Linked DNA regions of Homo sapiens: all the other regions are linked to region 1. The links are chromatin contacts, found by Hi-C or POLR2A ChIA-PET in ENCODE. All regions are on one chromosome and are shown on one strand. Each heading gives the region's core, a stretch centred on a gene start or an enhancer-like site at or near the end of the contact. The rest is flanking DNA. Distances are from core to core; before and after follow the strand shown. Region 1 overlaps KLHL29 (kelch like family member 29). Region 2 overlaps KLHL29 (kelch like family member 29). Region 3 overlaps KLHL29 (kelch like family member 29).

What was found. A loop is a pair of places that touch in the nucleus more often than their neighbours do. ChIA-PET counts read pairs that join two places held with the same protein, here RNA polymerase II (POLR2A). Pooled maps may share reads with other maps.
Region 2: a loop to region 1 is called in a pooled map, with 2.1 times the contacts of the local background. The contact joins two enhancer-like sites. A Hi-C loop is called at or near these places in 2 of 168 maps with a recorded cell type or tissue (posterior vena cava and transverse colon) and 3 of 50 pooled maps. POLR2A ChIA-PET finds 5 or more read pairs at or near these places in 3 of 52 experiments (AG04449, H1 and OCI-LY7).
Region 3: a map of endothelial cell of umbilical vein shows a loop between it and region 1 (2.5-fold over the local background). The contact joins two enhancer-like sites. A Hi-C loop is called at or near these places in 4 of 168 maps with a recorded cell type or tissue (cardiac septum, endothelial cell of umbilical vein, naive thymus-derived CD4-positive, alpha-beta T cell and 1 more) and 7 of 50 pooled maps.

The regions. Positions count from the first base shown.
Region 1 is chr2:23,495,866-23,499,325 of GRCh38, reverse strand. All of the region lies in intron 2 of KLHL29 (kelch like family member 29), which reads right to left. Among named protein-coding and RNA genes, the nearest start is that of LINC02923, 110 kb to the right of the region's middle. RefSeq lists an enhancer at 1,371-2,054. Within about 2 kb of position 2,150, at least 4 of the 41 ENCODE cell types and tissues checked have a DNase peak (open chromatin) inside an H3K27ac peak, as active enhancers do.
Region 2 is chr2:23,451,504-23,454,790 of GRCh38, reverse strand. The region is part of intron 1 of KLHL29 (kelch like family member 29); the gene reads right to left. All of the region lies in intron 1 of LOC124907741 (a long non-coding RNA gene), which reads left to right. Among named protein-coding and RNA genes, the nearest start is that of LINC02923, 66 kb to the right of the region's middle. RefSeq lists enhancers at 758-1,257, 1,622-1,681, 1,258-1,759, 2,302-2,401. Within about 2 kb of position 1,495, at least 6 of the 41 ENCODE cell types and tissues checked have a DNase peak (open chromatin) inside an H3K27ac peak, as active enhancers do.
Region 3 is chr2:23,544,174-23,547,630 of GRCh38, reverse strand. The region is part of intron 2 of KLHL29 (kelch like family member 29); the gene reads right to left. Among named protein-coding and RNA genes, the nearest start is that of LINC02923, 160 kb to the right of the region's middle. RefSeq lists an enhancer at 1,865-2,366. Within about 2 kb of position 1,826, at least 4 of the 41 ENCODE cell types and tissues checked have a DNase peak (open chromatin) inside an H3K27ac peak, as active enhancers do.

The DNA.
Region 1 (3,460 bases), core at 901-3,400:
TCCTCTCCAGTCACCCCAAAGAAGGGAGAGGTAGGGCTGCTCTAAACCATTCCACTGTCTGGCCTACAAGAAATCCCACCAGCATGGGCAGGAGGAGTGAGCCCTGAGCAGCCAGAAATCAAATGGAAACTGAGTACCCAGGCCTGGCTTCAGTGAGTATGCCAAAAAATCCAAAAATAATAAAGTCTTGCGAAACCATTTCCTCAGGCAGCTGCAGGAGAGGAAACTTCATGCAGCAAGAGAGAAAAGGGCTTTAGGGAAAACCTGGTAAGATTCCTCCTATGCCTAATATTTAATACAATTCTTATGGCCACGAAAGGAAACGTGATCGGTCGCAGGGACATCTGTAAGCGTTCAGCCATTCGGTCTGATTTTCAGGATAATTTCTCTCTGAGAGCTCCGTAGGCTCTGTCACTTTCAGCAATGGAAAGAGACACAGTGACAGGTCGCCCAGTCTTGGGAGGCATAGGGGCGGCCTCACCCAGGTTCTGCCTTGAATCTTCTAAGGTTACACTGTCCAATATGGTAGCTACTCGTCAATGTGACTATTTCAATTAACATTAATTTAGCTTAAATAGAATTCACAATTCAGTTCCCCAGTCACACGTGCCACATTCTAAGTGTTCAACAGCACTTGCCAGCACAGTATAGGACATCTGCATTACTGCAGAATTCTCAGTGTGGAAGGAAGCCCCGACCTTCCTAAATGTCCTAACGAAGGCGCTGAGAAAGCTGGGTGTTGGTCAGGGCAGGACTAAGTTCTTCCAGTCTGCTCCCCAACCCCGAAAACCTTCCTGAGCCTCAGCAGAGGGGCTTCCTTTGGCCCCAAAGGCCTGGAGCTCCCTGCTTGGCAGGGAGGGCAGGGCGAGGCCCCCAGGTAGTAGTCTCCTGCCTGATCGGGTGTTTGTTCTGATTTGTCACAGCCAGCTGGATGTCAGGGCACCTCACTGGTGCCGCAGCCTCCAGCCCACTCGGTATGGAGGCCAAGGTAGAGACAGCAGAATGGAGTCTACACTGGCACTTCAGAGAAAACAGATTTACTGCTGCTCATATCTCAGACTTCTTGATTTTCGGGGAATTCTTGCCTGCTTTCCTGGTGATGAGTTCTACATCCAAAACAAACAAACCTACCCTGCCCAATATATGAATAGGATGGTGTTCACTGTCAGTGTATAGGATAATATTATATTGTATGCTGGAAGTTTGCTAAGAGTAGATTTTGGTGCTTTTTTCACACACAGAAAAGGGTAACTAGGTGAGATGATGGATATGTTAAGTCACTTAACTATAATAACCATTTCACTATCTATAAGTTTATCAAAACATTGTGCTGCACACCTTAAATTAAAAAAGAAAAATCCTAGGATTCTGGCCAGAAATCTTGAGTCAGCCCTTCCCGTAGTTCCAGACAGATCTCTGTCTCCTTGAATACTTTCTACCCGGTGCTCCTGTAATACAGGCTGTCTTTCAGAACGGCATCCATACGGTTGGTTTCCCCTGACTTCAGTGCTGAGGCCCACTCGACACCTCCAGCTCACAGCTCAGTGCCCCTCAGGTCACATGCACGCACCAGCCTCAGGCCACCCTCTCTCTTGGCCCAGCTGGAATATTCCCCTCTCCTCCAAAGAGCTTAAGGCTATATTCCTTTAGGAGGCAGGGAAAGATGCTCCTGGGCTAATGAACCTTCCCTGGCTCTCCCAGCCCTTTGCTCCCTCCCTTCCCTAAATCCCTACAAAACTTTTAGGCTTGGCCCTGCCTCTCTGGGTGGAGGTGAGTTGGAGTCCATTTCTGTGATCTCCGTGCTCGGCCCAAAGGAGGCTTGGCTCATCTTGACCAAATGATTATTGCACCGTCTCCCCCAGCAGTCCTGTGCAACTAAAACGGGGTAACAGGGTCCAGGTATGTGGAACTCCAGAGCACGTGCACTGCTAGAGGGAGGGGCTGAGTGACTGCCCAACCCCAGGAAACCCTCGGCTCCCTGCTGTGGTGCTCTAGTCATGGAGGGACAGAGGAAGGAAAGAGAACCACATGGGCAGCCACAAAACCACAGAGAGATTGCCAAGGAGGAAAACAAAAAAGGAGTCACTTACTTTCATCCCGTTTTCAAGTAATCGCAGTTGCCAAGAAAGCAACCAACCCAGCGGAAATACCCACCGACTGAAGGCAGTCAGAAATCTCATGCCAACAGAAACAGCACTGCCTGGTAAAGGTGGCTATGATTGGACATTAAGTCATTCTAAAGGGCTCATAGTTTTTTTTTTTTTTCCTACCCTAGGAGAAACTCGTGATTCTTATATGGTTGCAGAACAAATATAACTGTGACTTATGTTTCTCAATTTACAGAATTGATTTCATGCGCTTTTGACAGGAATATGATATTTCTGACAATTGCAATTCTTCTTGACGCTGCAGTGTTTGGAGGGCAAATGTCCCATATGCCACACTCCCTGATTTGTTTTTAGGGCCTTCCAGGTATGTGAGAGACTCTCACAGAAATGCAAATGGATGGTATGTATGGATGCAGAAGTCTGAGTCCCTGGGTCTGCATTCAGTAAATAACTTTCCCCCAAGCATTGCCACAGAAGTCAGGGGAAGAGGAAGCATGCCAGAGAAATTTCCAAAGCAGAGACAGCGGTGGTCCCTGGGCCCCCTAGGGCAGCTCTGGCCCCTCTTGCAAATCTGGAGGCCACTGAGGCCTTGCTTCCTGCCCAGGCTGCACTGCCTCCCCTCCCTCCACCGCTGGCCCCGCTGAAGGTTAGAGGGGGTGCTGCTGCTGCACACTGGCGGGGTACCCTTTTTGGGGGAAAACATATCTTTCCGGTGGGAGCAGGATGGGGGAGAGGGAGGAGGTACCAGGGCTGTGCTCTTTCTGCATACCCCTTTCCAAATTTAAGAGGACCTGGAATGAATGGAGCAGGAAAACAGGCAGTTTCAATAGTCTGGTGATGTTTCAGCTCTTAAGTTCAGAGGTGGGATGGATCATGTGTGTTCATTTCATTGTTGTCATACAACTTATCTAAATGTTACATATCTTATTCTGAAAATACCATATTACATAAAAAATTATAAGTGGTATCCAGGGCTGTCTCGTGTCTAAGGATGCAAAACCAAATTTCTAAGATCAGTTTGGCTCCAGGAACAGCTGATATCCCACTGCTGCAGCGGGTAAGCCGGAGTCCTCTTTGGAACCCAGTGAGCCCCTCTCGTGCCCCCTGAGACTGAGCAGTGCCGTCCGGGCACTGTGAAGGACACACGGGTGGCCATGTTGAAAAGACAGTTCATCTGAGGTCATGCCATAGGTGACTGGCTGCAGCTCGGGCTGAGGGAGGAGCAGAGCGGCGCTGGCCAATTCGGCAGCAACTCCAGGATTTGGTTCGTAAGTAAAAACAAGCAGTGGGGGAAGAACAGCTGGTGTTGAGTCTGGTGCTAGGATTAGTCTGCAACGCTAATCACAAGAAGT
Region 2 (3,287 bases), core at 246-2,745, 44 kb after region 1:
TTGAGGAAGAGATCTGGGCAAGGCGGGGAGAGATTGCAGAAAAAAACGCAAGAACAGAGGAATAGCAAAAAACAGGAACTACAAGCAGAGTGCTTAGCAGTCACGAGAGACTGTGCAAATGAAATAACGAAATCATTATTCAGTCCTCTGATATGATTATACAAGGAGACAGAAAAAGCTGACGAAATAACTGCTTTAAAATGTATAATCTTCATCTTGTAAAAATAAAACCGGGATTTTGTAAAGAATGTATATCAAAGTTATACAAAAACATCAAGACTATACAATTTATAGACAGATTTAAATGGAGTCTGCCTGGGGGTTTAAATAAAATCCATCCTACTAAGCATAAAAATAAAATTCGTTTTAAAACAATTACTCTGTGAAATAAAGAATAAACATACTCGTTTAATCTTTAACTAAGCTCATCCTACAATATAATCCACTAAGTCCCCTCACTATGGGACTGGAATGGGACACAGGACGTGACAGGAGGGGAGGGGAGGTGACAGGCTGAGTTCTGAGGCAAGGCTGTGTCCAGATCTCAAGGGGCCGGGGCGGGAGGGTCAGGGGCCCAGCTTTCTCCTCGGGCAAGGAGAGCCAATTGAGGTCTTAAAGGAAGAACTGACTCAATCGAATGTGTATTTCAAAAGATGACCCACAGGTTAAAAGTCCCTAATGAAAAAAGTAGCCATCAGCTGACACAAATACAACACAATTAGGCTAGGCTCTTCAAAGCAGACCTGGCCTCCTCATTTGCTGTTTTAATGGGCATTTAGTCAGCAAGCGGACCTTGGGTCCCGGGTGTAAGGCTCACTGCCCTGGTTTCAAACGCTGTAAAATCCCCTGGACACAGAAAGTCTCCTCAAATGCAGTTCTAAAACCTCCTCCCCATTTTTAAAGGGTAAATGCAGGTTAAATAAAAAGTGCTAGAGTTTGCCCATTGTAAGTTACCAGTGAGCCCGAATTTTCTTCTAAAAAAAAAATACAAAACAAAATACCAAGTCCCTCTTATTTTATGATCTTGCTTTTTCTAAATATTCATATAAGGTGACCTTTTCAAAGCACGGCTTGGAACTGAAAACATGCTGATAATAAATCGTGTTTCTCTGGCTTAATTGAAGCCCTGCCTTAGCCCGGAGTCAGGGCCGCTGCCGTCCATTTCTCAGGGTGCCCAGAGAAGCAGAGCTCAGTGGGCATCCTGGGGCTGCCAGAACCCAGCAGGGGCTCCGGCTCCAGGGGAAAGGTCCCCCCACTGCACTCCCAGCAAGGTTGTTCCTTCAAGGTGAGCTCTTTCCCCAGAATTCCCATGTGGCAGGAAGGAAAATGCTGCACCCACACTTCTATTTTCAATCGCATTTCTGAAAAGCCTCAATGTGGGAGATGCATTGTTAGCAAAGTCCCACAGCTTCAGGGGAATCCTGCCTGTGGGCCCTTGGCTGGCAACCGCTGCATTTTTCTGTCACACAGGACAGGTAGTTCCCGGGCAGAAGAAGACACAGCTCCTGTGACGTGGTGACTGAGCTACGGTGTGGTTACATCAACCAGCTGTTTATGGTGGGGCCAGGGAGTGTTTGCCAGAGAATTTTCAGAGACACTGTCTAAACCCTCAAGTCAATAAGAACATCGTAGGCATAGACAAGAAACGTTTTTTAAAATTTACTTTTACTTTTTTTTTTTTTAATGAAACATACACTCCTATAAAAGGAGACAACACAGTTCTTGTTCTTTAGAAGTTTACGGTCTCTCAGGGGAGGCAAACCCAGACCCAGACATGGAAAAGACATAAAAACACACAAAGAAACCACAGTCCCAGCATAAAGGAAGTGGTTATGTGGAAGCGCAGCTCAAGTGCTGGGGGATGTGTGTGTGTGTGTGGGCGGGGGGGTGACCAGTCTTCAGAGTCCCTCAACAGAGCCCACTTACTCTCCTAAAGTTCTAGCACCTGAAGACAGAAAGAAGAACGTTCCAAAAGCAAGCCAGTAAGTATGTCAGCGTTGAGGGATACATTTTTCTTTATTTTATCTGGTGGCCTTTCTAAATGTGTTGGTGTCATTTTTACAGTTAACAATGTAAATGCACTGCTGTATATCAGTATATAAGAGATACTTCTAGAAAGAAGACCAACAGGGACAGTGGCTCCTCTCAACGAGGGCTGTGATTATGCTCAGAGTAAAAATTACTGAGGACACAAAGGCGGGGCTGATGGCATGAGTGAACCTGGCAGTCACCCTCCAGTGACGTTCCCAGAACTATTTCAGAGGCAGATGTCACTTTTCTCAGCTTCCCATCTGACACGGTTTGGATGTGTGACCCCTCCAAATCTCATGTTGAAATGAGATCCCCAATGTTGGAGGTGGGGCTTGGTGGGAGGCATTGGACCCTGGAGGATCCCTTGTGAATGGCTCGGCACCATCCCCTTGGTGATGAGTGAGTTCTTACTCAGTTCATGAGACTGCTGGCTGTGACAGTAAGGCATGATGGCTCACACCTGTAATCCTAGCACTTTGGGAGACTGCGGTTGGAGGATGACTTGGGCTCAGGAACTGGAGACCAGCCTGGACAACACAGTGAGACCCCATCTCTAAAAAAAAAAAAAGAAAAAAATTTTTTTTTCTGGGCACGGTGGGACATGCTTGTGGTCCCAGCTATTCAAGAGGCTGAGGTGGGAGGATCAACTGAGGGCAGGAGATTGGGGCTTGAATGAGATGTGATCGCACCACTGCACTCTAGACTGGGTGAAAATGCAAGACCTATTTCAAGAAAAAATAAAAATAAGAGTGGCACCTCCCCCTTCTCTTGCTCCCCCTCTCGTCATGTGACAGCCTGCTCCCTCTTCGCCTTCTGCCCTGATTAGAAGCATCCTGAGGCCTCTCCAGGAGAGGATGCCAGTGCCATGCTTCCTAGACACCCTACAGAACCATGAGCCAAATGAACTCCTTTCTTTATAAACTACCCAGCTTCAGGTACTTCTTTATAGCAACTAAAGAATGGACTAGTACATTACCCAATAGCAGGCCTGTGGGCCAGTTTTCTGGGTCAACGTTGATCCCTTCTACTATTCCTGTTAACTTAAACCCTGAGGAGTAAAATGGACTAATGTGCCCGTCCAAAATCCCTCCGTCTCCCACCTGGAGGACACTCACAAGGAAACAGCTGCTTTCACTGGGAGCTGGGGAGAAAAACTTTCTATTCCCTTAAAGGCAGAACCTCAGAGCCTCAAGTGGGGCCATGAGGCTGCCTTGGGAAGAGGGAGATGCAGGAGGCTCTAGACTTGGGTGAGAGCT
Region 3 (3,457 bases), core at 577-3,076, 49 kb before region 1:
AAGTACTACTGCTGCTGTCACAACTATTGCTACTGCTACCACTTCTACTACGGAAAGCGAACACTTTCTGGGCACTTACTGTGTGCTGGCTACCGTACCAAGGGCTGTGCATGCACCAGCTCTTTTAATCCCCAGGTACTTTAATTGAACTGAGGCAGGGAGGGGTTTAATTAACGTAAAGGTTTAAGTGACCTGTGGGGCCACAAAGCTAGTAAATGGCTAGGTCAATCCTAAACATGATCACATTCTTGGTCTCTCCAAAGCCCAGTCCAATCTTTCATCAGAACTCTTATCATATCTGGTCCACAGCCTCTCCCCTCTGCCCCAGCTCTGGCCGGACCCAGGCTCGGAATCGGGTAATGAGAATGGCAGCATCGCCCTTCTCTGGTTTTGCCTCCTTCTCACTAACTGCTGCTTCAGCCTCCCCAGAGTGGCCAGGGAGCGGGGCTGGGAGCACAAGGGCAAGGTGTGAGCAGAGTGATGTAAACGGGCAGAGACAGCCTCCGTGTGCAGAGACCCGGTGCCGGCCCTCCTTCCGCTGTGGCACTGTGGTGGGTTCTCTGCGGGAGCTCCACGAGGGTGTGTGCTCTGCTGGAAATGCTCCCTCAGGCGGCTCTGATGGTTCACACCCTGGCAGGCTGTCCTCCTGGGCAGGGTCTTCCCAGATGGCTCAAGTCTGTCTCCCTGTGCAGTGTCCACTCTGGACTCACAACCATAACTCTCCCTTGATGACCAACTCTGGTCCTACTGCCACCAGCACAACCCTCGCTCTCCACTGCATGTTCCAGATATCCCCGGGAGCCTTTTGCATCTGGACACTTCCTGGTAAGATTCAGGCACAGCCTTGGTGTCCCCCAAATTCCAAGGAACACAGGTCACATCCTTCTAAGTGCTTGGGGTACCCCAGTCTTGGGGTAGCAGCAGCTCCCACAGAGTACTGGTTGAGGGGCTGGTAGAGTGGGGAGCTCCTCCCCGGGAGAGGGGGAGAAGCCTCAGTTTCCCTCCTAGGCCAGCTCTCTTCTAGGATCGCTGCTCCCTATAGTCAGCCCAAAGCTTTTCTCATGGGAGTAGAGACGGGCCCTGGGGCTGTCTAGCTCCTCTTTCTAATGTGGGGGTGCCGGATACCTTTCATGCACAGCCTGGGGCCTCACCTGAGGCCCCAAAACAACAGGAATAGCTTTATTTCACATCTTGATATAAATGATTCACTCCTCCTCCAGCTCAGCTCTTGCCTCCTCCATGAAGTCTTCCTGATGATTCCAGGTCACTCTGCTGCCTCATCCCTTGGCCCCAATCTTTTCTAGCCCTCATTCTGCAGGGTCCCCTGTATCTGATGACATACTAAGCTCTGAAAACACACTGCATTGGCCACCCCTGCCAGTTGCCTGGGTGGAAGCCCTACTCACACCCATCAGTCACATTCCCTGCCCACAGTCACATGTGTGGCTGCACAGAGCCCAGCCTCAGGCAAGGGAGTGGGCACCCTAAGGACAATGGGGATGATGGGGTCAGGGCCCCTGAGAGGGTCTGGAGAGCTGTCTGCAGGCCAGATCTCAGCTGCAGCAGGCCCTGGGAGAGGGAGGGAGACACCATCTGCTCTTGGCTCAGCCCAACCCGGTCTGTAGGCACAGGCAGTCCATTTACAGAGGGCTGGCCCTGCAGCGGCACACAGAGCAGGGCTGACACCCACTGTCTGGGGCTCAACAAAGGGGTCTGCAGAGGACTGGCCTTGGATGAGGCGGGAGGAAGGGAGTCCAGAGAAAGCTGTGTTCCCCACCTGAGGCTGGGGGGACTCTGGTGTCAGATGCCAACCTGGCACCATCAGGATGGCCTTCAGGGGCTAGAATAAAAGGAACTCAGTATTTTTCACGCCCGAGAAGAGGACTGGGCTGGCACCCACTCCCTGGCTACAAAGGAAATGACTCGTCCCCAGGAGCAGTGTAGCCGGGGCCTAATCACCCCATACTCCAGGGCCTCCTGCCTAGAGGAAGTGCCTGGCAAATTTCACTATGAAATCAGAGATGGAGATGCCAGCACCCCCTTTCGCTTACCACGAGGTGGTGCCTGCATCTCTCTCCACACCCCTGAGCTCTGCGGGTGTCAGCCTCCTGGCCTGGGGACACCCCACCCCGAGGACGCCAAGCCTTCCTTACCCAGCTGCAAACAGGCAGCAGAAAGGGGAAGCAGGGAGCATTTACGGAGCACCGACAGCATGCCTGCTACTCTGCAAGTCACTTAAACTGCGTGTGTCATAGCACTGCCTCCACTTTATAGAAGGGGAAACTGAGGCTCAGTGATGCGGTGGCTTGCTCAAGGCCACTTGGGGGAAGTGGTGGTGCTTGGAAGGAGGCTCTTGTGCCCGACTCTGAAGCCAGTGCTCTTCTTTCTCTATCTTTTCCTGGACTCATGACCAGCCCTGGCCTGCAGACCTTTCGTCTCTCACTCACAAATGCTTCTTATACATTCAGCCTCCTCGGCTGGCAGCTGTGTTTCCTCCTAACACCAACCACTTCTTCCCACGTCCACCCTGGCCTGGGCCTCTGTCATCTCTCAGCTGGATTTCTGCCACAGCCTCCTAAACACGTCTCCTTCCTTCCTTCCTCACCCTCATTCAGAGTATTCTCCACCCAGCAGCCAGAGTGATCCTGTTAAAACACAAGCCAGATCATCTCTCCCAAGTCCCTGCAATGGCTCCCATCCTACCCTAAGAAAAAGCCAAAGGCCTTCTTCTTAAGACCCATGAGGCCCTGGTGCTCACTCCCCTCTCTTGTTTGGTCTCCCCCTGCCCCTCTGTTCCAACATGCTGGCCTCCTTGCAGCGGCTCCATCACTTTAGGCCCCATTCTACCTCAGGACCTTTGCACACACTGCTCCCTGTGCCGGGCCCATCCTCCCCACTATCCACACGGCCAGCGTTCTTATTGCCTTCCAGCCTCTTCTCAAATGTTGCCTTCTCAGTGAGGCCTTCTCTGCCCATCCTATTGTAAAATGGCAACTTCTTTCTCTGCTTTCTTTCCCGCTCACTCTCATTGCCTTCTCTTGGCCTATATAGTTTACTTACTTAGATTTCTGTGTGTCCCCTCTCTGGAGTGTGAGTTCCCTAAGGGCAGTGCTTCTAAACACAGACTCATTTAATCTACATAACAATTCTGTGAGGCAGCTGTTCCGATGGCTATCTCCATCTTCCAGATTAGGAAACTGAGGCACAGAAAGCTCAAGCAATTGGCCCAAAGTCTCCCAGCTAGAAAGTGGCAGAGGAGGATTCACGCCCAGGCAGCGCAGCCCCGGAGACCTGCTCTCAGGCACCACAGTCTCCACCTGCCAGCTCGGTTCAATGCTGTATCTTGGCCCAGGCAATACCCGGCCTCTGGTAGGGCTCCGTAAATAACGAGTGAATGAAGCACGCTGCAATCCCACATCACCGTGGTTCTCGTGCCCGTCTTCTCTCCCCACAGACG